Linked DNA regions of Homo sapiens: region 1 is linked to region 2. A link is a loop called in an ENCODE intact Hi-C map of the cell type or tissue named here. Cell type or tissue: heart right ventricle. All regions are shown on one strand. Each heading gives the region's core, and the rest is flanking DNA. Links, peaks and the distances in the headings are about the cores only.

What was found. A loop is a pair of places that touch in the nucleus more often than their neighbours do. Peaks named below come from ENCODE experiments on the same cell type or tissue, not always from the same donor. Only the 100,000 strongest peaks of a DNase experiment are listed, where the experiment ranks them.
Region 1: a loop joins it to region 2, with 9 times the contacts of the local background. A loop is called at or near these places in 36 of 110 quality-filtered maps.

Annotation. Positions count from the first base shown.
Region 1 is chr10:12,891,452-12,906,972 of GRCh38, forward strand. CCDC3 (coiled-coil domain containing 3) reads right to left here. Exons shown (of 3, transcript NM_031455.4): 3 at 5,174-7,228. The coding sequence ends at 6,965. Among named protein-coding and RNA genes, the nearest start is that of CCDC3, 100 kb to the right of the region's middle. In heart right ventricle, for the core only: CTCF peaks have their summits at 10,858 (motif pointing left) and 11,062; DNase peaks (open chromatin) are centred at 10,820 and 14,870; H3K27me3 peaks cover 1,025 bases.
Region 2 is chr10:12,261,319-12,269,318 of GRCh38, forward strand. No RefSeq gene overlaps it. Among named protein-coding and RNA genes, the nearest start is that of CDC123, 69 kb to the left of the region's middle. RefSeq lists silencers at 2,372-2,421, 2,992-3,051 and enhancers at 2,859-3,397, 3,272-3,371. In heart right ventricle, for the core only: CTCF peaks have their summits at 3,020 (motif pointing right) and 3,219; DNase peaks (open chromatin) are centred at 3,043 and 4,613; H3K4me3 peaks cover 545 bases.

The sequences.
Region 1 (15,521 bases), core at 7,522-15,521, 640 kb after region 2:
CAAGGGAAGCAGGATTAGTTGGAAAAAAACATAACAAAAATGTTTCACTTTAGTTCTCTTTTTCAGCCTCCTTTCTGAGCCCTTAGCAAAAGCGGAAGAAAGCCACAGACAAGCTAATTAGAGTTTTACCCCTTCACTATGTGCAGCCTGCAGGGCCAAAGCCAATATGATCTGGAGACACCCAGGGAGTGGCAGCAGGAGGGCAAAGGGGGGAGAAAATCAAGGGGCTTTCTAATCCCCTCCCTGGAGAAACATTTATTGGGAAACCAAGAAGTGAGTTTGCCATGTAGCCATCTTATTGTATAGTTGGTCATGCAAGGTAGGGAGCCAATGGTACTATTGGGGGATGTTTCACATGATCTTATAGTCCAGGAGAGTTGGAAGCTAGAAAGAGTTGGAAGCTAGAAAAATCTTCATACGTAGAACAAACAGTTTTGAATCATAGCAGTTCAGCTGCTAGAGGATTTAGCCATGCAACTATTCTGGTGTAGGATTTTTCTAGAGGCCAGCCACTGATGAGACCCTGGAACCCAAGGAATGATTATCATGGCCCCTGCTTTTGGCCAGGGCTCAGGCTAGATGCGAGACCAGGTTGCAGAGGAAGAGGAGGAAACCTGAGTGGTGAAGAGTCCTTCTTTGTCTCCTTCACTTCACACCTCCAGTTCTTATGATGCTGGCAGCCTTGGTACCTGATGCTGCCATCTTCATCCCTTTATTCTGTCCTTGATGAGCATTTAGTTAGTGTCACAATGTGCAGGCCATGAAGATCAGAAGTGAATTAGCCACAAGCCCTGTCCTCAAGGAGCTCAAACATTAGTGAGAGGAACAGACACAAGAGCTAACTGGAAAGAAATGTGGTCTAGAACAAGAGCATGCCCCAAATGCTATAGAATTACAGAGGGAGGAGTCATTGATTCCAATTAGGGGGTTAGGGAAAACTTCACCAATCAAGATTTCAGTGATACTCAGTTGTTGCACAATGGTATGAAAATGTTTAACACTACTGAACTGCACTCTTCAATATGGTTAACAGAGTAGTTTTATATTATGTGTTTTTTTAACGTGCAATTTAACAAATTGATACTTAGCAAAACTTTCCAGTTGGGCTTAGACTGGATAGCCCAGGTCTTCTCAATAGCTATCCACTTCCAAACTACAATATTTTAAAGAATTACAAAAGTTGTTATGAGGAATGAGAATCATGATAGCATTTGGGCAAGATTTTTAAACCTGAGTAGGATTTTCTCAGATAGAGGTAGACAAAGAGAGGTCAAGGCAAAAGGTAGAGGAAATGGTACAAGTAAAGACATTGGTGCTGGGTAAGTTGCATCCAGTGAGGGTTTATATTGATGAAGGGAAGGCAGGAGGAACTGAGACTATGATTTTCTTTTATTAAGATAAAATTTGCATACAAAAATTCACTATTTTAACCATTTTTAGGTGTATAATTAAGTGGTTTTTAGTGTATTTACAGTGTTGTAAAATACTACTGCTATCTAATTCTAGAACATTTTGTCACTCCAAAAGAAACCCTATAGCCACTCCCCATTCATGTCCAGCACCTGGGAATTCCTAATCTACTCTCTGTCCCTTTCTTTTTCTCCTCTCCTTCTGGGACTCTCAATATGTGTATGTTGGTCCACTTGATAGCATCCTATACATCTCTTAGGCTCTGTTCATTTTTCTTCATTCCTTTTTATATCTCTTTCTCAGCCTGGATAATCTATAAGTTCACTGATTATTCTGCTTGTTCAAATCTGCTGTTGAGCCCCTCTAGTGAATTTTTCAGTTATTTCTACTTTTCAACTCCAGATTTTCCATTGGATTCCTTTTTATAATTTCTGTCTTTTTGCTAATATTCTCCATTTGGTAAAATATTATTCTTCTGGTTTATATTTTATTTACTCTTTATCTACTTTAGCATTACTAACAAATTGGAGTTCCAGGGTTTCCTCTTGACCTTCCCTGACACAATAACCTTAACCCCATTGTTCAGAGAGCCAATGTGGGCATCTGCCCGATGCCAAGAATGTCTATTCTGACTACTTACTCAGGAGCTGGGGAAAATAGCCACAGAATGGGTTTACAGACTCATGAGGCTTAATGTGAGGTGGATTTGTGCCTGAGCACCATTTACTCTCTGACCCCCATGAGCATCCCCTCTAACTGTTGTCTCAGTAAGAGCTCAGCACCAGCATCAATAATCTCTCAAAGGTTTTAGGATTTCCTTTGCTGTGGTGCACATTTACACTGGTGAGCATCTGAAGCTCCCTTTTTAATAGTCTAGGAAGATCCATAGCATCCTGTAACGTTACCACAATGTCTTTCTTCAAGGGTTCCTGACCTTCCTTTGATCAAGGGGCTCTATGACCTGTCTTAGGTCTTGGAATTGGTTGAATGGCCATGAATTTCCCATACATGTAAGTTCAAGTCAGGCTTCTGTCTGCCAGATCTAGAGTTCTCTTTTTTCGAGAGTCTTTGTCACCCAGGCAGGAGTGCAGTGGCACAATCTCGGCTCACTGCAACCTCTTCCTCCCAGGTTCAAGTGATTCTCTTTCCTCAGCCTCCCAAGTAGCTGGGATTACAGGCACCCACCACCATGCCTGGCTAATATTTTGTACTTTTTTAGTAGAGATAGGGTTTCACCATGTTGGCCAGGCTGGTCTCGAACTCCTGACCTCAAATGATCTACCTGCTTCAGCCTCCCAAAGTGCTGGGATTACAGGCGTGAGCCACCACGCCTGGCCTAGATCTCCCTCCTTCCCTCCTTTCCCTCCCTCCCTCCTTTCCTTCCTTCCTTCCTTCCTTTTCTTGCCTTTCATGTGTTTCCTTTCTTTCTTCTTTCTTTCCTTCTCTTTCTTTCTCTTTCTCCCATCCTTTCCCCTCCCCTCCCCTCTTCTCCCCTCCCCTCCCTTCCCCTTCCCTTCCTTTCCTTTCCTTTCTCTTCCTTCCTTTCCTCTTTATTTCCCTCTCTCACTTGCTCGCTCTCTTTTGCTCTCTCTCTCTTCTTTCTTCTGTCTTGCTTTCTGGTATACAAATCAGTCCAGCCTTTCCTAGGAGGTCCATCTACTTTTCAGTCCTAGGAACTCTATGATCCACAATTTGGATGACTTCCTTGGCCCTGCTTCCTATTGCAATGACCACATCCACTTTGTGTCTGGAAGTTGAGCATGGCTACACGGTGTTTGTACCCTAGTACCCCATAATCCACACTGAGCTCAGGGACCCAGGTTAATGGCAGCATCTCCCACATTCATCTCTAAGCTTCCAAGTATGGCTGCCTCTGTGCTTTTCAAGGATGCCAACACGTGATACTTTTTAAAGTGAATGTGTTCTGGGTCTTCTCAGGTGCCAAGGTAGGAACTAGCTGACTGAGTTGCAATTAGAACCTTCCTGTCGTCTCCCTAATCCTTTGGATCATTTTGTCTAAATTATACCTAGCAACTTCTGGCATCTCATCTTCATTCAGCATAGGTTACCATTGAGTCTATAGTTCAAGTAACTGAGCAAGAACCACCTCCAGCTGCCTGAGTTAGCTAGCACATTGAATCCTGACACTATCAAACACACCCATATAAATAAATTCTGCACAATCTAAACTTAGGTTTCCCCTTTGCTAATCTAGGAAAGACACTAAATATCCATTCCCACCGTATAACCCTTAGGCTTTAACCACTATAAATTAGCAAAATCTTGAAATTACTTTGGTGTGTAAGCAGTTTTCTGAGTGTGACTTGGTGAATTTCCCTATGCTCAATTAATCTAATTATAGATCTAGAGGTAAAGATGGAAAGGTAGCATGGGCAGGGTCAGTTTCACGGGCCTCTGACCATGCAGTCACACAGAGCCTTGTGCTTTAGAGGGTCCCACACTTGGTTTAATGCTTTGCTGTTGTTGCTGCCTTGAAATTCTCAATTTTTTTAATAACGGGCTCTGAATTGTCATTTTGCACTGGGGTCCTGCAAATCATGCAGCTGGTTCTGAGAGTGGGGCGTGAAGACAACTGGGCTCTTTATACACAGTAACTATCTCAGGAAAGGCCACGTGTGGTCCTTAAGCAAGGTAAGGACAGCTTCATCAGACAGGGAGGGAGCTGCTGTTTCTGCTAGCAGGAAAGCCCAATAGGGTTTATGAGTTGAGGGGAATTGGACTGAATGTATCTATTAAGATTTTTGAGGTCCCCCTCATTCCCAGTGAGTTACTGAGATTTTTCTATGAGTTCTGGTAAGGCTATGACTTCAACCTAAGTTGCCCTACGTCTGATTTTTGGCTATGTTGGCTTTGTGGTTAAATAAATGGACTTTCTGGTTTTTTTGGCCATGGCTTAGGCCAAGAATTATTTTTCTTTTGTTTTTGTTTTGAGATGGAGTCTCACTCTGTTGCCCAGGCTGGAGTGCCGTGGTACAATCTCAGCTCACTGCAACCTCTGCCTCCCAGATTTAAGTGATTCTTCTGCCTCGGCCTCCTGAGTAGCTGGGACTACCCACCATCATGCCCTGCTAATTTTTGTATTTTTAATAGAGATAGGGTTTCACCATGTTGGCCAGGCTGCTCTCAAACTCCTGTAGGTCAAGAATTTAAACCCCTGCTAGCTATGGCCCACATGCTGCTATCTTGATTTCTGGAAACTGCAGTTTGAAGATTCTAGACTCTACCTGGCTCTTGTTATGTGAGTTGAGTTTGGAAGTCTCCTGGGCTCCTTGTACCACAGAGGGAAAGTAAACAATGGTCTGGATCTTGGAGATAGTGCCCGGACAGGCTGGCTACAGTGCATCAAGGTCGGAGTAATTATTAGAGTGTGAAGCATAATATATTCCTACAATTAACAGATGACAAGGGTAGCATAAGATGACAGTGCAGCAGGTAACAGGGACCTGGGGATCCTCTGTGTTTTTCTGAAGACATTGATTAATGTTGCTGCTTGTCCCTTGTGAGGAGCCAGGCAGGAGAACACTGCTTTTCTGCAGGTGTGTTGAGAAACGGAAACCCCAGGGCGAGATGGGGTGAGGCCACATCCAGACAGGGCCAGCAGAGCAGGCTTGAATTCAGGCTCCTCAGTGCCCCAGGTGTTACTCACAGGCATTCCCCCCAGAGGATCTAAATCACTTTTCCAGGCCAAAGCTGGAAATCCTGAAATCTCCCTGACCCAAAAGAAACACTCATCATCTCACTGTTGTGGTTGAAATCGCCGCTCGTATTTATTGGAAAAGCAGAACAGTATGCACCTGTAGGGGTGTAGCTTCCATGGTTCTCCAAGCACGGGCTGTACATTACCCTTAGGCTGACCATTCCCTTGCGGGGGCGCAAAACTGCTTTGAGGAAATGTCCCCAGGAGGAATAAACTAGAAGACGCACCTGCTATTTCACCATACTATGGAGAATACAGCTAATGAAGTGGTGGCAGAAGCTTGGCCGTGTGAGTGCCCCAGGGTAAAAGTCTCTCTTCTGTCCAGTCCAGAGCAGAGACTTCTCCCCCGTGGACAGCAGCCTGCCACCAAGACTCAAGCAACGTAAGAGTCATCTCCCCAGACTGGCTGTCAGAGCAAGAAGCACCCAGCCTTCCTAAAGGCAGAAGAGTGGAAATCTGACAGTGCCTGCCATTTCCGGTACAGAGGACAGCATCACCAGGCCCTGCAGTGTCTGGGGGGGGTCTCTGGGGGGCAGATCCTGATGAGAGGCCAGGAGCCTTTACTGGTGGAAGAGCAGGGAAGGGCCCTTGTTGGGTTGAAAGGCCATGATCAGAAGATAACCCAGAAAAGGCCACCCAGTTGACTTCTTAATCACACAGCTGGGACCCACTCAAATGTGCCTGAGCAATAAGTCTAGTGAATACTCTCATTTTTACTTATAGTAGTGTCTTAAAAGTTTTATTTCCAGAAAGGTGAAGTGCTTTGGTGGTGTAAGGAACTGACGTAAGGACAAGTGCACTGACGTACACGTATTCCTATCGGAACAAACAAGGCTTGTTGTGGGGGAAAAGTGTTTGCATAAAGAAGAAGAGATTGGAATGGCTGGAATGAGCCCTTTGGGAGCCTGGCTGGGAGTGAGGTCAGGTCACGTGATCCCAGTAGGTAAGGAGGTGTCTTTGCAGAAGTTCACAGCGTCTTGGAGCACCTCACTTTGAGTTCAGAGACATTAGAAACAATTACTCAGCAAACAAGAAGTTAGACTATAGCAGTGGCTGAGAGATTGCTCAGTTTCTCTCAATTTAGGAAGCAGTCTGATGACCCATGGCAGGCCGATCAAGGCAGTTGCCCCCTGTGTTAACGCGACCCATAGGTATCATCTTCAACTCTTTGTAGCTGGTGTTGGAAATCAGGTATAATTTATCTTGTTTAATTACCTGCTGCCCTGCTCCTAATTCCCTCCCCTGTGATGAGCTTATGAAGTCTTCACCTGCCTCAGCTGGAAGGAAAATGCTGGCTGGATAGGGAGGCCCTGCACGTGCTGATTTTCAGGCATCTTGGATGCAAGGCCACCATCCCCTTCCAAAGATGTGGCCAGTGAGGTGCCAGCAGGTTCCAGCACCAGCGTCAGCTCACTCATCAGGACTAATGGTTGTCCTGGACTGGGGAGCTGGGAACCACCCTGATTTTTTTCTGAAATAAAGGCTAAGCACGTTGATGTCTTTTACACTAGAGATTCTAAAATGTTCTCTCCCCAGTCAGGGCTCTTTCTGGGCTGCTCTGCAGGCGAGCATTCAGCACTCAGGGATCCCACTGCCTCTGGACTGCCAGGCACTGCGTCTGGGGTCAGGCCAGGAAGGGGCAGCGCGTGGGGTCTGACATTGAGGCCAGCACCCAAGGGGAAAGCAAGCCTTGCATTTTATCCATTTAGACTCTACCAAATGCGTGATTAAAAACAAAAACTCTTACAACCCTTGAAATAGCTGCATGTACGAAACCTCACTCATTCTCAATTACCGTCAGGATTGGCCCTGCACACCTGGCAGCCCCCAGGCCCGTTACCCCCGCAGGTAGGGGGGGCGCACGGGCCCCCGGGCATTGATGTGCGGCAGCGCGCCCGCCGCCAGCTTCTCACTGAGTTTCTGGTTCGCCAGCTCCAGGTGGCGGCCCTTCTTACGCGCCTGCCGCAAGGACCTCTTGACCTTCTTCACTCGCTCCCGGAGCTGCCGGTTGCGCTTCTCCAGGGTGGCCACTTTCTGCTGCAGTTTCTTGACGTGGTCCTCCTCCTCAAACAAGGCCTTCTGCACCGAGGAGCACATGAGCTGGAGGCAGAGACAGCGTGCAAGGAGAGGAGGTGAGTCCCAGAAACTGCGCTGCGGCCAGGGGAGTCCCAGAAGCTTCCCCGAGTGCTGACAGCAACACAGACCCCGATTCCCCACCCCAGCATGGGCATAAACCCCAGGATGTCCTTGACGGTGACATTCCCCGCCCTCCACCCTGTGAATCCTGCCCTGGCCTCAAATACAGAGCCCCCGTTTTGCTTTCCATACTTGGCTTCCTTGGAAGATGTCGTTTTCAAATGATATTCTGAATATTTGTCATGCGTAGCAAAAAGGAAAGAGCCCCGCTTTGGTAGAAGACCAAAACCAGAAATGCACACAGAAGGTGGACAGTTCCGGGAATGGGGGGAGTCAGGTGGCCTAATTAACAAAGGCTGAGCCACTTACATTCGCGAAGGCTCTGATCAATGCTGGCCTGTCCAACTGAAGGGAGGGGTTCCCTTCAGCAAAAACAGACTCTCTTTGCTCCCTTTAGCTGGGCTGGCCAGCACACAGAAGGTGGATAGTTCACAGGAAAGAAAACGCCAGTATCTCTTAAACGCATGAAAAGATGCTTAACCCCACTCATAATAACATAAAAAAAACAAATGAAAGCCATGGTGAATTACTATTTTTCACATATTAGATTGGCAAAATTTCAGAGTCAGGATTTGGGAAAACAGGTGCTATCATACTGTCAGTAGAGTGTTGACATCTATAAAGACCAATCTGGCTCTGTCAAAATAACTGCATATACCCTTTGATCTAGTAATTCTGGGACTATCTCAGATAAATACTCTCATATGTGCAAGCTGCCACATGTGCAAACATTATGGCATTATTATATTAAAAGATTGGGAACAAAAAATACCCATCAAGAGAGGTCTGGTTCCATAAATTATAGTAAATCTACACAATGCAAAGGTTTGCCGTTTTTAAAGGAACAAGACAGCTCCGTGTGAATGGTGGTGTAGCAATGTCTAAGTGGTGTTCATATTGAAAAGCTGTGCAGAACAGTGTGTATAGTGTGATACCAAGAGTGCGAAATACGGTACCCATCTGTGTCCGTTTAAATATGCATACACTATCTCTGGGAGCATATGCAAGAAACGGGTAAGGGTGGCCATATCCGGGGAGCAGAGAAGACAGGAAGAAGAAGATTCATTTTCACTTTTGTACTTTTTGAATTTTGTATTTCATAGGTTTGGCTGTGTCCCCACCCAAATCTCATCTTGAATTCTAGCTCTTATAATCTCCATGTGTCATGGGAGGGACCCAGTGGGAAGTAATGAAATCATGAAGGTGGGTTTTTCCTGTGCTGTTCTTCTAATAGTGAATAAGTCTCAAGAGATCGGATGGTTTTAGAAAGGGCAGTTCCCCTGAACACTCTATTGCCTGCCATCATGTCAGACATGACTTTGAGCCTATTCACCTCCACCATGATTGTGAGACCTCCCCAGGCATGTGGAATTGTGAGTCCATTAAACCTTTCCTTTATAAGTTACCCAGTCTCAGGTATGTCTTTATTAGCAGTGTGAGAACGGATTAATACAGTAATAAGGCTGGCATTTCCTTTATATGTGTGTGTGAGCATATATATAAAAAGAGGTATTCTCCAATCTTTCTCCTTTCTCCCATTTTACCTCATCAGAAGCTACATTCCCAAAGAAAGACTTGAGCCTCAACTTTCCTCTGCTTAGAAATCTCCATCATTGAGCCGGGCTGGGTGTGGTGGCTCACGCCTGTAATCCCAGCACTTTAGGAGGCTGAGGTGGGCGGATCACAAGGTCAGGAGATCGAGACCATCCTGGCTAACAGGGTGAAACCCCATTTCTACTAAAAATACAAAAAAAAAAAAAAAAAAAAAAGCCGGGCGTCGTGGCGGGTGCCTGTAGTCCCAGCTACTCGGGAGGCTGAGGCAGGAGAATGGCGTGAACCTGGGAGGCGGAGCTTGCAGTGAGCCGAGATCGCGCCACTGCACTCCAGCCTGGGTGACAAAGAGACACTCCATCTCAAAAAAAAAAAAAAAAAAACAAACTCCATCGAGCCCCACTATCTACACTGCAATATGATGGTGATGGGTGAAGAGCTCAGACCCTGAGGCCAGGCTGCTTTGGTTTCCAGTCCTGCCTCTTCCACTGACGAGTGACCTGAGACCTTGGGCAAGCTTCCTAGGCTCAGAGTAGTGGACTCTGGTCTGTATTAGCCAGAACCCACTTCAGTACTAAAGGATTGATTTCCCCAGCTTCTTGGAGTGCTGCAGACCGATAGCCGATAGCCCTAAGCTGAGTCTCTCTCCGGAAACTGACCCTGACCTAAGAGAACTGCCCAAGGTCACGCCCCCTTCTTTGGAGCACCTGTATCCAAGGACTGGCTGACACCAGGGTATGAAGACCAAGGCCCCTCATCCCAACTTGGAAGATCTCTGAAGGGCGGTCCCCATTGCTGGGTGTCCTGGGGTAGGCTACAGCCTTTGTTGAGACTGGATCACAGGCTGATGTCTGCCTCCGCCTGTTCTTGTTCTTTTCTACCCAAGGTATTAATCCCAGGAGCATTCTTGAAAACACCACCTATACCTCTTACATTATTTTTTCTTTTCTTTTCTTTTTTTGAGATGGAGTCTTGCTGTGTCGCCAGGCTGGAGTGCAGTGGCGTGATCTTGGCTCACTGCAATCCTCCACCTCACGGGTTCAAGCGATTCTCCTGCCTCAGCCTCCTGAGTAGTAGCTGGGACTACAGGCACGAGCCACCAAGCCCGGCTCATTTTTTGGTATTTTTTGTAGAGATGGGGTTTCACCATATTGGCCAGGATGGTCTCGATTTCCTGACCTCGTGATCTGCCCGCCTCGGCCTCCCAAAGTGCTGGGAGTACAGGCGTAAGTCACTGCACCTGGCCCACCTGCACCTCTTATTCCAAAGTCTACGTCTCAGGGAACCTGGCCACTCTCAGTGGGATGATCATGGTTGTTGGGAGGATTTCATGAGTTTTACTTGAAAAATGTTTAGAACCATGCCCTCGTGCACAGTAAACGTTCACTAACTGTTAGCCGTGATTATAGGATAGAGTCAAATCTCCTAAAGCCTTTAACTTTTGTGATTGGACCCGGCCAACATCTCCAGTCTTAGTGTTCTTCCTTCTGTTCCCACATTTTATACCCAAGGCACACTGGGTCCCACCCAGCTCTTCCTCCAACACATCAGCGCTTTCTCATCCCAGAGGCTCTTCCTCCCGCCTGGAGCACTGTTCTCCCCATCTCCGCCTGGCCATCTTGGAAGCCCTCTGTGGTCCCCTTTCACGATGCTTTCCACCGGGTCTCCCTGTGTATGTAATGTGTCCCCCTCCCCAGTCTCCATGGCACGCCGTAGCTATTCACACCACACGCCAAGTACCTGGTGGCACTAGGAGAATGTGACTCAAGGGCCTTGACATTCACAAGTCACAAGCTCCTGAAGGCCTGGTTCACAATGGTTTTTGCATCCTTGCTGCCCTGGCCTTTTTAGGCCTACAGTTAAGAAAAAGGAGCCAAGTGGAATGTTCCAATAATACCTGTCATTTAATGAGAAACTCTGGGCTCCCGGGGAAGCTGCTGTTACAGGGGAGACCATATGTGCAACACTGCCCTCTTCTGGCCAAAATGAGACCCCCTCAAAAAGATGAGAAGGTGGGCATGAGAAATTCCCGGGAGAACTGACAGTATTTCTATTGTCTTGTGGATAGATATTAGCTATGGAACTTAGGCTTTAATATGGCCAAGTACCAGGCTGAGCACTGTATAATGACACTCCCTCATTAAGTCATGAGTTTTCTACAAGTTATGGTAGATTCTTCAACCAAGAACAAGACAAAAAAGTCCAAAGTCCATGACAACAAGAGGATTGGGGTTTTGGAAGACTGCTTGCTCGAATTTTCAAAGAACAGAACCCAATAGTGGCTGGAACATAACATCAAAGAAGAGTTGAAGGCAGGCTCGATGGCGGTGTTCAGAAGCTGCGTTTAAAAATCGTGAAAAATAGAGGAGGATGCTGGGACTTGAGTGATCACGTGTTAAGAGTTCTTTCTAAGACACAACACTCTTCACAGTTAGCCCTCGACCATGGACACAGCTGTTCTCCAGGCTAGCAAGAGGATGAATTTCACCTCCAGCAAGACTTAGAGCCCAGACAAAAGGAAGACCTTGACCCAGGCTGTAAAAACCAAGATGGAACAGAGGGACGCCTTGAAGTGCATCTGTGTGTGTATCCGGAGTGGGAGGATCATTGAGATGGGAATGATAAATTCCCAAGCAAAGGTGAATGTGAAAAGCGTGGATGGGATGAGAGTTCCTTGGTGAACATGTCATTCTTTGGTCCTCGTGGCCTCTAATATGGGTAGGGTTTCAGTAGGAGCAAAAGACATCAAAGGACTCTAGTAACGTATCCAAGACAACCAACATAGCACAGCCATGACCCAGGACTGCTTAGCAGGCAGGTCTGTATCTCTGCAGCAAAGTGGGCCATGCCTCTGAGTAGGGGGAGCCTGTGTCATGTGAATTGAGGCTAACGCCATAAAATAACCAAGCCACTGCTGATGGAGCCGATGGAGCCCTCTGGCATCCCAGCTATCACCTCAAAAGAAAATCCTGTGTTTAAGAAAGCAAGAATTTCTAGAGGAGAGCTGTGCTTTCCAAAATGTGTGTTTCTTTAAGAAATGCTTTCTTTGGAATGCTTTCCAAATGAAATCCATCTCCTTTTAAAACTGCTTTAAAAAGAAAAAAAGGTCCAGATACGCTATTTGCTCAATTTGCTTTGTGGTATTTTTTGGTAAACTGAGAAGAGCAGGGAAAGGCCAGGCCAAGCTGAAACAGGTACTGCCATATTTTCTTTGAAGAAGAACCAAAGAGAATGTCCTACAGGGCAGCCCCAAAGCAACAGACTCCTCATAGGCAGGCCCCGCTCAGGCCTGCAGCACTCAGCGCCTCCCAGGTGCTTGGGTACCTCTGGCATTTGCCTGCCCAGAGCTTTTCTCTGGAAGTTTCCATGTGGCCAATAGGATGCCTGCCTAAGGGCAGATGGGAAGATTGCCCTGGGAGCCTGCTCTTTTATTTTCGAAAAGACAAAAGTTAGGCTGGGATATCCATACTTCCTTATCTGTCTAAAATAACACTTTTTAAAACCATCAAAGCACACTGATTGTAGAAAAAACATTTTTTAAAAATATGGGACCAACAAAAGGAAAATCAAAATCATCAATGATTCTATGGTACAGAGATAATCACTGTGGACATTGTAACATTTCTTCCTAGTATTGTTCCTACGGGTATAAATAGATAACTATTTCAAAGAAAACTGGAGTCCTGCTGTTACTCAGTTTTCTGTTCTAATTTTTTCCCCTTTTCATTTTATCATGATTCTTTTCCAGTCATCGGTCTGTACACTTCCCGTGAGTATTTCATGGGAGCTGGAGGAGGGAGCATCTGGTGGTTCCACTTGGCCACGAGGACTAACTCACTAGGCAAGACTGGCTCACTAGGCCGGGCATGGTGGCTCTCGCCTGTAATCCCAGCACTTTGCGAGGCTGAGGTGGGAGGACTGCGTGAGCCTAGGAGTTTGAGACCAGCCTGGGAAACACAGGGAGACCCCATCTCTAAAAAATAAAAATAAAAAATAGCCCGGCATAGTGGTGCACATCTGTGGTCCCAGCTACTTGGGAGGCTGAAGCTAGAGGATCACTTGAGCCTGGGAGGTGGAGGCTGCTGTGAGCCATGATTGCACCACTACACTCCAGCCTAAGTTACAGAGCAAAAGCCAGTCTTAAAAAAAAAAAAAAAAAAAAAAAGACTGGCTCAGGCTCACTAGTTATTAATCCTCCTCTATCCTTAGGACCACAGGCCAATGGGGAGGGATGGCAAGATGGGGTGCTCATGCATCCATGAGATTGAGTGGCCTTAATGTGGCCTTTTTGGGTCACCTGTCTCCAGTGACGGGACAAATCCGTGGAGAGCTCTTTACCCGGAGCCTCCACCTGAAGTCTTCCTATAAGTTTCCTGGTTTCTCCGGGAAGCTCAGGTGTGAGAAAGTTTCACCATCAACATCTTGAGCAGTTAAGGAAGTATATCCATGATACCATCTAGAATCACCTCTCATTTCCAAAGCGTTTTGGCTTCCATATGTTCATTCATTCTGGCAAGAAGCATTTATTGTGTGCCTGGCACTGTATGGTGCAGAAAGTCCCCCCCAGTTATTCTGGAATATAGCAAGTTTGTATCAAGCTAAACAAAAAGACAGTATGTTTTTTTAAAAAAATATCTCATGGCACCAGACATGCCAAAGAGTCACCGAGAGGATTCTTGCCTTTCACAGCTGCTTTTAATTTAAATAACCACGTATAAAGACAAGACAAAGTGTACTTTCTGAAACGTAAAAATATAAAGGAAGAACAGTCCAAAAGCAACAACACAGACAAATAGCTTGCTTTTTTAACACTTTGTTCCTGTTCTCGGGATTCAAAAATGAGAAGGAAGAAAAAAGAAAACCCAGAGCAGTGATCAGGAAACGATGGCCTATGGGCCACATCTGGCCCCCTGCCTGTTTTTGTGAATAAAGTTTTATTAGACCACAGCTATACTCATCAGTTTATGTTTTGTTTGTGGCAGCTGTTGTGCTGCAATGGCAGAGGTGAGTAGCTGCAACGGCTGCTTCCACAAAACCTAAAATCTGGCCCTTTACAAGGAAAAGATGCTGAATCTTAACCTCAAGAGGGGCTCAAGGCAAACGCAGGTGGGAATAGGATGGGTTTGGAGGGCAGCTGGTCTACAGGCAAAGAATGGATGAAGGGCAAAGGGTTTGAAAAAAACACCTGGTGCCAGAGACGCCCAAGAACCTCACTGTCCACATCTCACCCCTTTCCCACCACTTTCAGACATTGTTTTGTGATGATGGCTTTGGCTGCCAGGTCATGGTTCAAGGTCTCCACGATCCTTGTCAAAGGTCCTATTGACTCCATCTCAATGTACTGCAGCCAATTTCAAACCTCCAGGTGGAAATTAACAAACCAGCTCTTCCCAGCACGACTGACTGTTTCTAAAATGCATCCCTTGACATTGGACAGATGAGCCTAGAGCAAGCCCCTGTGCCCTGCTTGGGAACATCAACTGTCAGTGTGGATAAGGGTCTGCAGGGGATTGCTCTAGTCCCGCAGTTGGCCGGTTAATTCTGAAAAGTTTACATGGCGCTGTGTTTTCTGGCCCCGTAGAGGGCAGAGGCCAAGATTCCTTCATTATCCACATGATTCAGGGACTCTGGGGAGCTTGATGGGAAGCCCATGGGCCTTTACCCACGTCCTCCGTAGTGCCTTTTGGCGTTTTCCATAAACAGGTTGGAAATGCAGCTTTGTTCTCCCATTCTTTAAAAGCCTTTAGAGATAGAGATCTATGAGGAGGTGGGCAGAGAGCCACGTCCACGCAGAACGGTTTCCTGAATGACTCGACAGGACCACACTGGAGGATGCCCAGAGCTGCTGAAAAAACTCCCAAAGCTGGGAAGTGACAGCAGGGAAGTTCTTCTGAGGACTGTCTGGAGGGACAACCTGAGATGACTGCATGTGGCTTGGCAGCTCGTTCTCTGCTCCACCCAAAGTCAAAAGAGCTGCTTCCCTGGTGCCAGGAGCCCAAACAAAGGGAACGCTCATGCCCAGGCTGTGGCGGGAGGGGAGGCAAATGAAGAGGAAGGCGGAGATGGAGTCAGGGAAGAGGCTGGGGCAGGAGTTTCCTTTCCATGAGGCAGCACCCGGCCTAGCTGGGCAGGGCCACAGCAGCCTCTCCTGCGTCCGCTTCCTGATGCTGCCGGGGGAGGAGGTAGCCGGGCAGTGTGGGTAGGAAGGGGTTTTGGACTCAGGTAACTCTGGGACTGAATTCTGGCTTAAACGATTCCACACTCCACGTACCCAGATACCTGTTAGAGTCCACAGGTCAGGGAGCCCACTCAGCCCCACCATCGGACAGTGGGGTCTTGCTTAAGTCAATGAACCTGTCTTGGCTCAGTCTCCTCATGTATACAATGGGCCTAATAAAGCCTCTTCCCTAGAACTGCTCTGAAGATGAAATCAGATGATAAGGGTAAAGCATCTGATGTAGCACCTGGTGTAGGGTGAAGGACACACAAAGCTTTTGTGATTGTCGTTCGCCCGAGCTTGACCTTTGCTGCTGGAACTCCTCCTCCCTCAGCATCCTAGGTCCTCTTGAGTGTCTGTGATTTTTTGCATCTAATTCCTTCCACTAAATCTCTGCTCACACCTTAACCAAACGATGACATTCTACTT
Region 2 (8,000 bases), core at 1-8,000:
CTCTCACCTGATTCATGCTGCTGTCTGAGGCTTCTCTGTCTCATCTTTTTTATTTATTTATTTGTCTGAAACAGAGTCTCGCTCTGTTGCCCAGGCTGCTGGAGTGCAGTGGCACAATCTTGGCTCACTGCAGCCTCCACCTCCCGGATTCAAGTGATTCTTCCACCTCAGCCTCTTGAGTAGCTGAGACTTCAGCTACAAACATCCAAACTATGTTAGATGATCATGAGGTGTCACAATAAACTCTCAGGAAAATAATGGGGGAGCCTGAAAGTGACTTTGAGTGTCAGGAAGGTTTCTGACCTCAGCTCTCTGGAAGCCAGGGGTGAGCATAGCTCAAAATATGGGACAGGCTGGGAGCAGTGGCTCACGCCTGTAATCCCAGCACTTTGGGAGGCCGAGGCGGGCAGATCACTTGAGGTCGGGAGTTTGAGACCAGTGTGGCCAACATAGTGAAAACCCATCTCTGCTAAAAATACAAAAATTAGCCGGGCATGGTGGTGTGCACCACCACGCCCAGCTAATTTTTTGTGTGTGTTTTTAGTAGAGAAGGGGTTTCCATGTTGGTCAGGCTGGTCTCAAACTCCTGACCTCAAGTGATCTACCCGCCTCAGCCTCCTAAAGTGCTGGGATTACAGGCATGAGCCACTGTCCCTGGCCAGATCATGCAATCTTAATCTGAACAAAAGAACTCAAGAGTTTGAGCGGCCGGGTACCGTGGCTCACGCCTGTAATCCCAGCACTTTGGGAGGCCGAGGTGGGTGGATTGCCTGAGATCAGGAGTTCGAGACCAGCCTGGCTACCATGGTGAACTGCATCTCTACTAAAAAAAAAAAATAAAAAATTAGCTGGGTGTGTTGGTGCGCGCCTGTAGTCCCAGCTACTCAGGAGGCTGAGCCAGGAGAATCACTTGAACCCAGGAGGCAGAGGTTGCAGTGAGCCAAGATCACACCACTGCACTCCAGCCTGGGTGACAGAGCAAGACTCTCTCTCAAAAAAAAAAAAAAAAAAAAAAAAGAGTTTGAGCAAAGGGAATTCTGATTTAATTGAAAAAAAAAATACGATCAAGCAGGTATATCTTCAAGGGCCATTATGTCCCAGGCCTTGAGTACTTCTGATGCTGTGATGAGATCAGCCAACCACACAAGACCATTCACTGAGCATCTTCTGTAAACTTGACACTGTGGTATCACCATCAACAAAGAGAAGAGTGAAAAAAACACAGAAGGGTGTTTGTAGCTTTAGGGGGCTGCGGTGTTTCACAGGTTGTTGGATTTGAGGGTCCATTTGCTGTAAGGTTGTAAAGATAGCCAGTGGCTTGGAACTCCAGTGCCACCCCCCACCACTACCCAGCCACAGACCCCAGCTTTGATTTCATAACCACACAACATACAGACTTCACACCACTCCTAACCAGTGTGGTTTACTCTCTAAATTGAACACTAAGATCTACAGATAAGACTGGGGGACTGAAAACAAGGACACCTTTGTCTCAGCCCTGGTTCTGCAGGTACAGTCAATTGTGTGATCTTTTTCCTAAGTAAATGGGACAGCTGCATCGTTTACATTAAGATTCATGCAGACAGCTCTGGTTAATTCTTTCTCAAAATAAAAACAGTTAATAGACAAACCCAAACCTCAGGTTCATTTCAGGTTGTCTGTCTGAAACCAACCTATCCATGACTATGTCTGGAAAAATTCTCTTCCCTTTTAAACCATTCAGACATGAGCTGGTACAACATAGTCTTATGGCTTGAACCTCTAGATGAAGGTTTTTTTTCTCAAAGAAAGAAAAATAATTTTTGTTTTTGTTTTTTGAGCCAGGGTCTAGCTCTGTCGCCCAGGCTAGAATGGAGTGGCACAATCTCGGCTCATTGCAACCTCCACTTACTGAATTCAAGCAATTCTCCTGCCTTAGCCTCCTGAGTAGCTGGGACCAAAGAGGTACACCACGACATCTGGCTAATTTTTGTATTTTTAGTAGAAATGGGGTTTCACCATATTGGCCAGGCTGGTCTCCAACTCCTGACCTCAAGTGATCAGCCATCTTGGCCTCCCAAAGTGCTGGGGTTACAGGCATAAGCCACTGTGCCCGTACATAATTCTCATTTTAAAAAACTTTTTATTTTTTATTTTTGCAGAACTGTCAAACTCCTTCCTCAAATTTTCTTCCTATTTTATGATTGCTGACTTTGGGGTGGGGGAAGTCGCAGTGAATATTTATTAACTGTTAGATCCAATGGAACATGTGTCATGGACTCTTTTTCAACTAAGAAGTGGAAGCTGAAGCTGTCTTTCTTTTTTGATTTTAAAATTTCACCTTTATGTTAGATTGGGAAGTACATGTGCAGGTTTGTGACAAGGGTATATTGCGGGATGCTGAGGTTTAGGGTGTGACTGAAGCCCTCATCCAGGTCGTGAGCACAGTAACCAACAGGTCGTTTTTCACGCCTTCCCCTCTCCCTCCCTCTCCCCTCTGGGAGTCCCCAGTGTCTTGTTCCCCTCCTTCCGCCCATGTGTACCCTATGTTTGGCTGCCACTTAATAAGTGAGAATATGCGGTATTTGGTTTTCCGTTTCTGCGTTAATTTGTTGAGCATAATGCTGTTTTCTTTTTTTTCTTTTAGACAGAGTTTCGCTCTTGTTGCCCAGGCTGAGTGCAGTGGTGCCATCTCAGTTCACTGCAACCTCCACCTCCCGGGTTCAAGCGATTCTCCTGCCTTAGCCTCCCGAGTAGCTGGGATTACAGGCGTGTGCCACCACGCCTGGCTAATTTTTGTATTTTTAGTTGAGATGGGGTTTCATCATATTGGTCAGGCTGGTCTCGAACTCCTGACCTCAGGTGATCCACCTGCCTCGGCCTCCCAAAGTGCTGGGATTACAGGCGTGAGCCACCGCGCCTGGCCATGCTGTTTTCTTAAACTAATCAAAAATAGTCTAAATACTGTACTTCACAGAATTTGTAAGGCTGGAAGAATCGGCCTGTGGCTGCTTCCAGCCTGGGAAAGGGATGGGCCACAAGATGGCGCCGCGCGTGCGGCGGTGAAGGCCGAGGCCGCCAGTGCCAGGTGGATGCCCGCCCTCCCCCAGGCCCTCAGGCCACGAGCAGGGGCGGGGGCACGGCTCACGATGTCATTTACACCGAGACAAAAGCCTAAATTGCTCCCTGTGCTTTCAGTGACCTAGGCCTTCCTCTCGTATTCTCTTTCTCTCGTATTCTCAAGTGTTTCTAGAAATGTGCTCTGGAGACATCCCCAAGCCAGTAGCTCCTCCCTCATTCTGAGAAGGCGGTTTAGTGCAGCTGGTCTCTGAAGGCATTGGGTGTTTTCCCCTCAGCTCCCGAGGGACAGCGTGGGAGGGTGGTGCTCTGGGCCTTCTCTCTACCATGCTTTGTTGTTGTTGATTTGTTTAAGCGCCAAACACTGAGTTTCCTTAATGTACCTGTGGGAAGATCAGTGGCAGAACTAGCAGAGGCTGTGTCCGGGCGCGGTGGCTCGCGCCTGTAATCCCAGCTACTGGGGAGGCTGAGGCAGGAGAATCGCTTGAGCCTGGGAGGTGGAGGTTGCAGTGAGCCGAGATCACACCACTACACTCCAGCATGGGTGACAGAGCGAGACTCCATCTCAAAAAAAAAAAAAAAAAAAAAAAAAAAAAAAAAAAGAACTAGCAACAAGCAAAGGCTGTGTTGCTTATGATACTTATTCCTGACAAAGGAAGGATGAACCTGAACTCTTAAATCTAAGGTGTTACCGGAAAGGGGTCCCGATCTAGACCCCAAGAGACCCTCGCACAAGAAGGAATTCAGGGCGAGTCCATAGAGTAAAGTGAAAGGAAGTTTATTAAGAAAGTAGAGAAATAAAAGAATGGCTACTCCATAGATAGAGTAGCGCAGGGGGCTGCTGGTTGTCCATTTTTATGGTTATTTCTGGATGATACGCTAAACAAGCGGTGGATTATTCATGCCTCCCCTTTTTAGACCATACAGGGTAATTCCTGATGTGGCCTTGGCATTTGTAAACTGTCATAGCGCTGGTGGGAGTGTAGCAGTGAGGACCACCAGAGGACACTGTCCTCGCCATGTTGGTTTTGGCCACTGTTTTACTGCAACCTGTTTTATCAGCAAGGTCTTTATGACCTGTGTTTTGTGCGGATCTCCTATCTTATCCTGTGACTTAGAATGCCTTAACCATCTGGGAATGCAGCCCAGTAGGTCTCAGCCTTATTTTACCCAGCTCCTGTTTAAGATGGAGTTGCTCTGGTTCAAACGCCTCTGACAAAGGGACAGTCATTTCACCTCACACATGAAAGCAAACCTAAAATTTTCTCTATTGGAAGTTCAATCTTGGCTAAGGGCATGATTTAGAAATCAAAGGAGTCTGACCTTCACGTGGTTTTGAACACTTGTGGAAAGGTAGCTGTGGGAAGGGACGTAGCCTTTGTAATGCAAGAGGAGAGAATGGGGTGTGGGGCGTGTGGCCCAGAAATGACACAGAACTCTGACAGCACTGCCCGGTTGCCATGTAGCTAGGTAAATATTTGCAAAGCACCTACTGCTTCTCCGGACTCGGGGCAAGTGTCTACTGGGCATGAAACCATCTCCGTGGGGAAGTGAGCCTTACCCAGTTCTTATCTCCCTCTTGAGGCCAAGTTCACAGAATATGACACAACTTCCAGAGGAAAGGGGGGCCTGCCAGTTCTTATCTTCCTCTCTCAGCTGGCATTGGGACATTTTAGTGGCCAGGACCAATGTGTTATCTGTAGGAGCCCTGAAGAGAAGAGGTGGGCCCAGAGGCTTTTTTTTTTTTTTTTTTTTTTTTTTTTTGAGACAGAGTCTCGTTCTGTCGCCAGGCTGGAGTGCAGTGGTGCGATCTCGGCTCACTGCAAGCTCCGACTCCCTAGTTCAAGCGATTCTCCTGCCTCAGCCTCCCAAAGAGCTGGAATTACAGGCACACACCACCACACCTAGCTAATTTTTGTATTTTTAGTAGAGACAGCGTTTCACCATGTTGGCCAGGGTGGTCTCGCTCTCCTGACCTTGTGATCCGCCTGCCTCGGTCTCCCAAAGTGCTGGGATTACAGGTGTGAGCCACCGCGCCCGGCCAAGACTCGTCTTCTGGATATTAATTCCCGGAGCTGTCATTTCCTGAGAGCTCATGATCAAGAGGCATTGAGAGGTAGACCAGCTCGCTGTATAATTGTTAGCGGTGCCAATCTGTAAGGCACGCTACAGTGTCATGGAGCTGTAATGAGATGGAAAATCATATTTCTCAGAGGTCTTCTCAGGTAGACTATTCTTTTTTAAAAATTTCAAATACAATTTAAAAACAAGTGCATGTTTTAAAATGTCATTTACCAAATCAAAAGCCAAACTAATAGAAAAAAAAATTTGTAACAAATATGCCAGATCAAAGCTTAATATAGTTAACATACAAATAAAAGGACTTCAAAATTAAACAAAATAAGATTGGGTTAAGGATGTTATACAGGCAATTCATAAAGGAAAAAACACAAATATACAATAAATATATAAAAAGATGTTCAAGACAGAATAAAAAATGCATATTACACTGTTGTAGAATAATATTTTTATGTAACCAAGTGAGAAATATTTTTAAATGGCAATATAATTGGTGTAGAAATGTAATCCTATGTAATTCTGCAATATATATGTTCAAAAGGCTTTTTTTTTCTTTTTAGGAAAGGCCTCTATTATAGATTTGATTAAAAAATATATATATATAGCCTGGCGCGGTGGTCACGCCTGTAATCCCAGCACTTTGGGAGGCTGAGGCCAGCGGATCACGAGGTCAGGAGATCGAGACCATCCTGGCTATCACAGTGAAACCCCGTCTCTACTAAAAATACAAAAAAATTAGGCGGGCGTGGTGGCGGGTGCCTGTAGTCCCAGGTACTCGGGAGGCTGAGGCAGGAGAATGGCGTGAACCCGGGAGGCGGAGCTTGCAGTGAGCCGAGATCGCGCCACTGCACTCCAGCCTGGGCGACCGAGAGAGACTTAAATAAATAAATAAATATAGAACCATTTAGATTTTCTATTTTTGTGTATCTGTTTTGCCTTTTTTTTTTTTTAGACGGGGTCTCACTCTGTCGCCAGGCTGGAGTGCAGTGGCGCAATCTTGGCTCAAGGTAACCTCCGCCTCCCGGGTTCAAGCGATTCTCCTGCCTCAGCCTCCCGAGTAGCTGGGACTACAGGCACGTGCCACCACGCCCAGCTAATTTTTGTATTTTTAGTAGAGACGGGGTTTCACCCTGTTAGCCGGGATGGCCTCAATCTCTTGACCTTGTGATCTGCCTGCCTCGGCCTCCCAAAGTGCTGGGATTACAGGTATGAGCCACCACACCCAGCCTTTTTTTTTTTTTTTTGAGACGGAGTCTCGCTCTGTCTCCCAGGCTGGAGTGCGGTGGCGCAATCTCAGCTCACTGCAAGCTCCGCCTCCCAGGTTCACGGCATTCTCCCGCCTCAACCTCTGGAGTAGCTGGGACTACGGGCACCCACCACCAGGACCGGCTAATTTTTTTTTTTTTTTTTTTTTTTTTTGTATTTTCAGTAGAGACGGGGTTTTCACCATTCACAGGATGGTCTAAATCTCCTGACCTTGTGATCCGCCCACCTCGGCCTCCCAAAGTGCTAGGATTACAGGGGTAAGCCACCGCACCTGGCCTTTTTTTTTTTTTTTTTTTTTTAGATTGTGTCTCACTCACTCTGTTGCTCAGGCTGGAGTGGAGTGGCATGATGTCAGTTCACTTGCAACCTCTGCCTCCGAGGTTCAAGCAATTCCCCTGCCTGAGCCTCCCAAGTAGCTGCGATTACAGGCATGCACCACCATGCCTAGCTAATTTTGTATTTTTAGTAGAGATGGGATTTCACCATGTTGGCCAGGGTGGTCTCTAACTCCTGACCTCAGGTGATCTGCCAGCCTCGGCCTCCCAAAGTGCTGGGATTACAGGCGTGAGCCACCGTGCCTGGCCTGTTTTGCAAGTTTTTAAAATTAAATATATATTTTCAAAAACTCAAGTCCAAAAGACTGGTCTCTTGGGTCTCTCCTCCTTTTCCAGCAATTGTGGATATAGGAATTACCCTGACCTGATCACTGTACATTATGTATATTGCAACATCACTATCTACCCTGTAAATATGTACAGCTATTATCTGTCAATTAAAATGTGTGTGTGCGTGTGTGTTTTTAAATCAGTTAGACTAGGCTGGACATGGTGGCTCATGCCTGTAATCCCAACACTTTGGGAGGCCGAGGTGGGAGGCTTGTTTGAGGCCAGGAATTCAAGACCAGCCTGGGCAATGTAGTGAGCCCCTGTCTATACAAAAAAAAAAAAAAAAAGAAAAATAATAAAATGAAAAATCAGATAGACTGTTCCAAGTGGTAGGAAGAAATACTTTGATAAGTGACTTAAGATGGAGGTAAGACACCCCACTCCCCACCCACCCTACTTGTGAGGACATACCAGAGTGACAACTCCAAGCTGCTCAACTGCCTTCCATCTGAAGAACTTGTTCGCTAAGTGGGGCACATAGTGTGGAGTTGGAGCTAAATTGTTAGGGACAAAAAAGGCTGAGTTATCAGACCTGTGCCCCGTCTGTCTCAGGCTCTTATCTGCAGAATCAGCGAAGAAATCCCTAAAGACTATGGGTTTCAGGGAGTGCCCAGTTATGAGCCTGTTACAGCACCGTGTGCCTTCACCCTGCCCAGGTGAGGGGGCCCCACAGGTGGGGGCTTCCACTTTGTTGTCTCTGTCCCTCAGGTCCCTGAGGACAATCAAGGTAGCCATACACCCTGAATTTGCAAGGGCTGTCTGGTTTTAAAGTCTCTCCCTTTGATTCAGGAAAGTCCATTCTTACTTGTCAGTCTCGTCTTGTGTCCTGACTTTTGGCTCAGAAAATCAGTCACCACAGTCTCAAAAACTTTGAACTCAGCACTTCTCTCTTCCCTGCAGTAGGAAATCCCCTATAAGATGATCAGAGACAGA